Linked DNA regions of Homo sapiens: region 1 is linked to region 2. The links are chromatin contacts, found by Hi-C or POLR2A ChIA-PET in ENCODE. All regions are on one chromosome and are shown on one strand. The core of a region is the stretch at or near the end of the contact, and the rest is flanking DNA. Distances in the headings are between cores, read along the strand shown. Region 1 holds the start of CASC18 (cancer susceptibility 18). Region 2 overlaps NUAK1 (NUAK family kinase 1).

The links. A loop is a pair of places that touch in the nucleus more often than their neighbours do. ChIA-PET counts read pairs that join two places held with the same protein, here RNA polymerase II (POLR2A). Pooled maps may share reads with other maps.
Region 1: a loop to region 2 is called in a map of endothelial cell of umbilical vein, with 2.8 times the contacts of the local background. The contact joins the promoter of CASC18 here to the enhancer-like site in region 2. A Hi-C loop is called at or near these places in 5 of 168 maps with a recorded cell type or tissue (Calu3, cardiac septum, chondrocyte and 2 more) and 1 of 50 pooled maps. POLR2A ChIA-PET finds 5 or more read pairs at or near these places in 1 of 52 experiments (AG04449).

Annotation. Positions count from the first base shown.
Region 1 is chr12:105,702,262-105,706,162 of GRCh38, reverse strand. CASC18 (cancer susceptibility 18) reads right to left here and starts at 1,960. Exons shown (of 5, transcript NR_110109.1): 1 at 1,907-1,960. It overlaps LOC105369959 (a long non-coding RNA gene), which reads left to right. Exons shown (of 3, transcript XR_945309.3): 3 at 597-1,047.
Region 2 is chr12:106,076,803-106,080,807 of GRCh38, reverse strand. All of the region lies in intron 4 of NUAK1 (NUAK family kinase 1), which reads left to right. Among named protein-coding and RNA genes, the nearest start is that of NUAK1, 60 kb to the left of the region's middle. Within about 2 kb of position 1,952, at least 9 of the 41 ENCODE cell types and tissues checked have a DNase peak (open chromatin) inside an H3K27ac peak, as active enhancers do; they include dorsolateral prefrontal cortex and endothelial cell of umbilical vein, where a contact is called at or near this core.

The DNA.
Region 1 (3,901 bases), core at 711-3,210, 370 kb after region 2:
AGAAGGTGACTTCTGAAGCTCATCATTTTAATTTTCCCTCCCCTTTGTCCCTCATCAACTTCTATTCCTGCATCCTCCCTAACCCCTCCATGCGTGCATCACACACACACATACACACACACATACACTCACACTCACACGCTGGGCACAGCAGGCATGCAAGCACAGTTGGGAATTCTGTGAGTCCTTCTAGACTAAGGAAACTCAAACTAAAAAGTAAAATCTATTAATAACAACTCCCTCCTCCCCATTTACTACGGAATTTGCTCTTGCGGATTCTCTAGAGCGCCCTCATGTGACGCCCTGTTGTAATAGCATTCAAGACTTTGGAAGGATATAAGGATCTGTTGAAACACTGTATCACCACAATTCAAAGTATCACTTTTCCGGATGAATAACGCCTAGTATTTGATAGCACAAAACGAGGACTGTAGTCAATAATAATTTAATTGTACATTTTTTTAAATGCCCAAATTATTTAAATTTCAGAAAGAGATGGGCCCTTCAGGGAGAGGAAGGCTCGGCTGTCTTAATCTCTGGGAGCCCTGTAGAAGAATGAGAAGACAAACAGCTGACTTTTTTCTAATTTTTAACAGCTACTTGTGGACCAAGGTGACACTTAGGAATCCCAAGAAGCTCCAGCCATAAAGGGAGTCGGTATCCTTCCTCCAATTGTAAACCCCAGCACTCCCACTGAACACACTGGCCATGCCAAAAGTTCACACATCGGCCACGCAAAGAGCTCAAAGAGATCCATTCAGTACCTGGGAAGGCACGATCACTACGGGGAGAATCAGAAACCACGCGATCGCCAGGTGGCCTTCAAAGAAGCCTCCTCCCAGAAGGTCCAGAATCCCATCCAGAGACATTTCTGTCACTCTTCTCAAGCCACCTCATCATCTCTCTCTGCAGTTGAACTGCTGATGTTTCTGAGATTGTGGGTTTGTTCAAAATGAAGCTTGGCAGAATCATAATTTATAGGCTAATATTTTGTAAGTAGAGACAATTCATGACTTAGAATCTTATGAATAAATTGCTCCTGTTTTATTGCTCTGTGTGTGTGTGTGTGTGGGTGTGGGTGTGGGTGTGGGTGTGTGTGCATATAACTTTTCTTTTTCCACGTTTACCTCTTGAGTGGGCCCATTAAACTGAGAAGTACTGCGTGAGGTCTTGAGATAGCACAAGCCTTCGCCACCCCTGTAAAGGTGTGACGTGTGTCTAGGCAAAACCCTGGCAGGTCTCCAGGCGGTCCTTCTGAGTTAGGGCTCTGAACACTCTCTCTTAAAGCCCTGAGCTATGAACACAGCTTTGAACGGGACAGAGAAAGACCAAGTCAGAGGGGGAGCAGCTGTGTCTTTCTCCTCTCTGCTTCATTATAGACAAAATTGACCTCTGGGCCAAGTCTCATTAACTAATTGAAGAGTTCATAGTCACACAGTGTTTCTCAAAACGAGATTCAGAGAACACGAGCATCAGAAACACCTGAAGTGTTTGTTGGAATTGCAGCTACCTGGGCCCCATTTGGTGCCTGTTGAATCAGAATCTGTGGTATAAGAACCTAAGATCTGCATTTCCAATACACTTATAAGTTGAGTGTCAAGCACAGTAAAGTTTGGGCAGCCCGTCCCTTAATCTTTTCACATCCCGTCAGATTACAGATTTATATTTTAACAAAAGCCTTTATTTCCATAAGCCAACAGGGGAACTTCAGATACTGCTGTGGGGCAGCAGGGGAGATGTTGTTAAGCAAAGGGAGAAGGGCTTCCAGCGCCTCTTGATTTTTTCTGCAGAGGTAGCTGCACATGCAGCTGGTCAGAGTTTACCTTCTATGTCCTACCCCTGTGAATGCACCCCAGAGCTGGAGCACGCATTGAGGTCAGGGGGGCGCCTACCTGGAAGGACCTACCTGGAAACTGGATATCCAGTGAGGAGAGGAGAAGGGGCTGTCAGAAAATCAGCTCACCTCTAGACGGCGGCAACTCAGATAAGAGGAGCTTGTACTTCCGGTCTCTCCTCCCTCATCCCTTTCTGGTTGGGAAATTTTGTTCAAGCTACCGCTGTATGCTTCTGTTTTCTCTGAAGAAAATGGAGACTAATATTTATGCCTGCCTCAATAAATACATTTTTATTATAATTAATTTTGAAAGGTCCTGAGATTGGTAGGAAGATCACGTCCTCAGAGGCAGGTGTTGTGAACAGTGGATATGAAGTTGCATGGAAAATCTTCCACATGCTCAGTCCATCCCCAAGGGAAAAGGAATGTCTGGTGGGAAGTGAAGAGCTCTGAGCCCCTGCCTTCTCTGCTGCAGCACCCACCATCTTCCTCTTCTATTCCAGCCATGCGAGGCTTTTTTCTATTCCTTGAACCCAACAAACATTGCTCGTCTTCAGCCAGGATTGGGAAGCACTGCTCAATCCACTGCTGTATATAAATCTAGCTCACGGGTTGGGACTTTTCAGGCAGGGAAAGGCTCATTAGGAAACTGAGGCTGATTTTGGATGTTTCCAGGTCAGGAAGGTTGTATGTGTAGGTTTTCTTCTGCATTGGGCACAGAACATTGGATGGTCATTCTCATTCCCATCTTTGGCAAGGGCTGGGATGAAGTATGTGCTGGTGGTTCCTGAGCTGCCTAGCAGAGACGTGGGCTTGGGGAGGAGGACATTTTCTTTCCAGCAGGTGCTCGAGAGGACTCAAAGAGGTGATGAATGGAGCAAACAGAGCCTGGACTCCATCCAGGTAGACAGGGCTTATACCCAAATCTGTCACTTACTAGTTGTATGATCTTGGTTAAGCCTTAGTTTCCTCCTCTATAAAATGACTCTAAATAGTAACACCTACCTCAGAGTTGTTATGAAGATTAACAGACATAAGGTGTGTAAACCAATTACACTGTGTCTAGTACACATGACTGCCCTGTTCATACTAACTATGGTGATTTGATGTTTGGGAGCCACGCTTTTTAGTCTTTAAGGTCTGTGTAATCTCGCTGTCTTGTTTTATTTTATATTTCCCCATTTATTCTCTATTCTCGCTCCTGTTTCCTCCCATTTCCCTCTCCTGTCTTCCTTCCTGGGATTTCTTATATGTCCTTAGATTATCTCCAAAAAACACAGAACTTGGTTTTGTGTGTATATTAAAGTTTAATATCCTTAAGTAGTAACGTGCTATAAATCGTTTACCACCTTTTGCACTCAACACTAAGATTTTTAGAGGTATCCATATTATGGTTTGCCAGTGGTTCTCAACTTCACTATGAAACAGAATCACTTGGGAGCTTTTGAAAAATTTCAATACCTGGACCTCCATTCCAGTTATTCTGATTTAATTTGTCTAGGGTGCGGGCCAAGCCTCAGGTCATTCTAAAGTGCAGCCAGGATTGAGAAGCACTGCTCAATCCACTGCTGTATATAAATCTAGCTCACAGGTTGGGACTTCTCAGGCAGGGAAAAGCCCGGGGTTCACCTTTTTCTGCCTCACCAAGTCTCTGCAGTAAAATCAGGTGATGACGACCCTAAGGACAGCGTTAAAAGGAAAAAGAAGAGAGGAGAAGGCAACTTGCAGCCTAAGGCATATGTAAGAAAGAGCAGAAATCAGAACTCCTACTCTGCCCTATTTGTCAGAGTCATGTTATTGATTCATCTGTTCGTCCATTTAATCACCCAGGATTTACTGAGCTCCTCAGACATTCTGCTAGGTGCAGGGAATACAGCAGTGAACAGGGTAGACAGTCTCAACACTCAGTGGCTTTCATACCTGTTAAAATAAAGCTTCTCAGGCCTCATGTCGAGAGCTTCTGACCCAGTAGGTACAGGGCTTGGCTCAGGAGTCTACATCTTGAAAAAGTGCAGCAGGTGATACCAATGCCTATGATCCTGGGAATCTTTTGTAGAAAATTGGTCT
Region 2 (4,005 bases), core at 703-3,202:
CTCTCTTGGAGCCCCCTCTGGTGCTTCTCTAAATGTGGATCCATTTTCCACGTTTCAAGGGTGGAGGACTTTGGCCTAGGAAGCCTATATAAATGCTACTGGTTTAAACTTGTCACATGTCGCTGCAGTGGTGGGGAGAGCCATGTAGCTCATTCCTCTCCCCTTCCCTGCCTGATGTTGATTTGCAGAGCACACATCTGGCATTGGAAATTATTTATCTGGCACTGCGAGAGGGTGTGGTTTCTAAAAATATTCACACAGTCGGTCAGCAGAAAGAATGAGAGCAATGTGCTGCTTTGGGCTGCATTCCGTACTCTGGAAGCATGTCTACTAAAATAGACACCAAGCACAGCACTAATTTGCAATTAATAAAAAACGGGCCAAATTCACAGCCCACTCTCTGGGAGAATGGAATGCTGACAATTCCCATAGAAGGCTCCTGTAAAAATGTCTTACAATGAGAAGAGGTCCAGGCACCAGGGTCAGCCGACCTCCTCCAAGAGGGCTGGGAATCTGGTGAGCTCCCAGGGCTCAGAGTAGAGGGGCATAGGGGAAATGGCCTGCTGCCCCTTAAGACAATGGAAGCGCGGCTGCTGTGGATAAGAAAAGAAGCTTTGAATGGCCAGGGCCAAGATGAGATAGAAACCTCTGAAGCTTAATAAGACCAAGTGGGGCAGCTGAGAGTCAGCCTCTGGGCTTTGATGATATGAATGGGAGAGCTCTGTGTTCATGCATGAATTAATCAATTCATGTGTTGTGTGTATATATCCACGCATACCTGCATTCACTCATCCATTCCTGCATTTATTCACTGAGGAATTGAACGTCTTTTCTGGGCAATATTTATTTGATCAGAAATATTCATTAAGGTCCTACTGTGTACTTGACCCTGTGCTGGGGATTTAATAGTGAACTAGATGGCCAAATTTCTGTCTTGGAACTCAGGATCTCGCAGTTGTTAAACTAGCAGTGATAATGAGCCGTGAGGAGGATACAGAAGTCAGTGAAGAAGAGAAGGTACCTGCTCTAGTGAGCTTAAAATTCCAGTTGGAGACACAGCAGTAAACAAATAAACACATAATGTAATTGGCTGGCAGTGAAGAAAATCCATGCAGGATGAGAATGAAGAATAGAGTTGCTCTTTTACCTAGAGTGGTCAGGGAAGGCCCCTGGTATAGGACTTGAATTCCTGTCATCCACCAAGCTCTCTCTGGCTTCTTGACCTTGGCACACATGGTTCACACTGTCTGGAATGCTCTGCTCATTCCTTTTTGCCTGCTCCTTCTTTGGGGTCTCTGCTTGACTGCCTCTTCTTCCAGGAAGCCTTCCCTGATCCTTCTCCCTTGGCAGGGCCAAATGGCCCTGTGTAATGTATTCTGGAAGTGCTGAGCAGGAAGCAGTGGGTCTGTCTGGCTGGATGGACCAGAAAGCTTTCATGGAGGAAGAGGGATTGAATTGGGTTTTGAGGGATGGGTAGGAGTTTGATAGTAAGGAGCATGATGATGGCTTTTCAAGAGGAAGAAACAGCAAGCACAGGAACACAGCATGGAGACTAGAAAAGGAAAGTAATGCTTACTGAGCCCCTGCTAGAAGCTAGAGCCCCATGTCAGACCTTCCACACCTTATTTCATTTGGTCCTCAGAATGTCTCCACCGGGGTGGGTGTGATTACATCATTTTACAGAAGAGGAAGCTCTTGCAGCTAATAAGTGATGGGACTGGCTACAAACCTATGGCTATTTGACTCTAAAGACCAGACACCTGATGAATTCTACTCTCTACTCTTACTATCCAAATTTGCCATACATCTAAGAGCACATCAAATGAGGGCACTGTTTGGTCCATGCTTTGGTCAGCCTTACCTTGTCTGCAGGCAGGCTTGCAGACAGCTATCACTGCGAGAGACTCTCCAAGTGCTAATGGTGGCTGATGGCCAGGCTGAGTCATGGTGGCCAGAGTAGCCATGCGGGGATGCCAGGGCTGTGTGCTGTGAGCTGGCACTGGCTGCTAATTAACATCCATGGGAGCTGCTGCTTGGACGCGCCCTCTTTTAAGAGCCTCCTCACATTGTTCCTGGTGGGAATTTCTTTTCTTTTAAGAGAGGCAGCATGAGCTTAGATCCTCTGAAGACAGAAGCCGACCCCACTCACTTCTGCTCCTTGTTCCACTCCCTGCCTTCACTTCCTGGCAACTCAGGAGTGAGGCTGTCTTGAGTGAAGCCACAGCGATCAACTCCAAGGCCGGAAAGGAGTTATGGAGTGTACCTTCCTGGATGGAATTGCTGTCTTCCCGAAGAGTTACACAGAAAGTGCATTTCCTCGTCAGCCACCTGACAGCAATAACTCCCCTTTATGTAGAACTTTACAGCTAAGGCAGCTGTTCACCGATGTCTCAGGCAAGCCAGTTTACCACCCTGTGCCTCAGTTTTCTTATCTGCAAAATAAGGATAATTTTAGAATTCCACTATCTGCAATCTTCCAGATAGGGTTGTTGTGAGAATTTACTACATCAATATATGTAGCACTCACAGAACCGTGCCTGGCATATAGCAATGCTGCTACTGTTACTTTTATTTTTAGAGACAGGGTCTTGCTCTGTCGCATAGACTGGAGTGCAGTGGCACCATCATAGCTCACAGCAGCCTTAAACTCCTGGCCTCAAGCAGTCCCCCTGCCTTAACCTTGAAAAACACTGGGATTGCAGGCATGAGCCACCACATCTGGCCTATTTTAATTCTTTTCTTGTTTAATCTGGCTTTGATTTTCACAGCACCAAGTGATTGGCGGTATTGCAATTCCATTTTCCAACAAAGGAATCTGAGACTCAGAGAGGTTAAATAAAGTAGTCATAGCTAACATTTACTGAAGGCCTACTGTGTGCTAGGTAGGCATGGTGTAAGCACTTCCATGAATCAGTTTATTTGGTTTGGTACCAGCACTTCCAGGTAGGTGACATTATTATCATCAACCCCACTTTACAGATGAAGAAATGCAGGCTTAGAATGGCTAATGTGCAAGTGCGTATTATACACTGGGGCTCTTGTGAAAATGCAGTTTTAGTGGATCTGGGGCAGGGCCTGAGTGTCTCAGTTTCTGAAATGTTCCGAGGTGATGCTAATGCTGCTGGTCCGTGGGCCAGATTGGAGTGGGGTGGGATTATCTAAAGCGCCTTGGGTTAGATGCTGGTACGAGGCAAGGCTGAGATTTGAACTCAAGTGCTCAAACCCTGAATCCTTTCCTTTTCCCATCCTATGATGCAGCTTCTCACTCTGAACGTGACTGTATTATAAATGAGTGGTAAGATCTCCTGGCTCTTTAATGGGCAGTGGCTTTAATGCTTTTGGTTCCCTGTTTGCCTGGTCTAACAAACGATTGTTAAGTCGGCCAAACCATCAGCCTTACCATAATGGCTGTAATTTATAGCGTCAGCTGGTCCCAGGACTATTCCAGGAGCTTTACATGCGTATTCTCTACTCTTCTTACCTATGTGAGGTGGGTTCTAGTCTGAGTGCCATTTTGCAGATGAGGAACTTGAGTGACTTGGCAGGTCCCACCCATCACCTAGTAACGACAAAGCCATGATTAGCCCCAGGTTCTCCTGGACCCAAAATGTCTGATCTGTGGAGTGCACCACACTTCCTCTTAAACACTGCAGATGACTGTTAGACCATCACTAATTATTATCATTGCCATCAGCATCCTTTCCTATCAGTTAATGTCAGCAAGGTGACACTTCAGTTTTCACCAGATGAGCTCATTATAAACAGTGTTCTGGAGTTAATCCTTTTATGGTGGTAAAATATATGTAACATCAAACTTACCAGTTTTAGGTACACAGTTCAGTGGCATTAAGTATACTCATATTGTTGTGTAGGCATTACCATCATCCATCTCTAGAATGTTTTCACCTTCCCCAGCTGAAACGCTGTCCCCACTGAATAGTAACTCCCCTTTCCCCCTCCTCCCAGCCACTGGCAACCTCCATTCTATTTTCCATCTCTGAATTC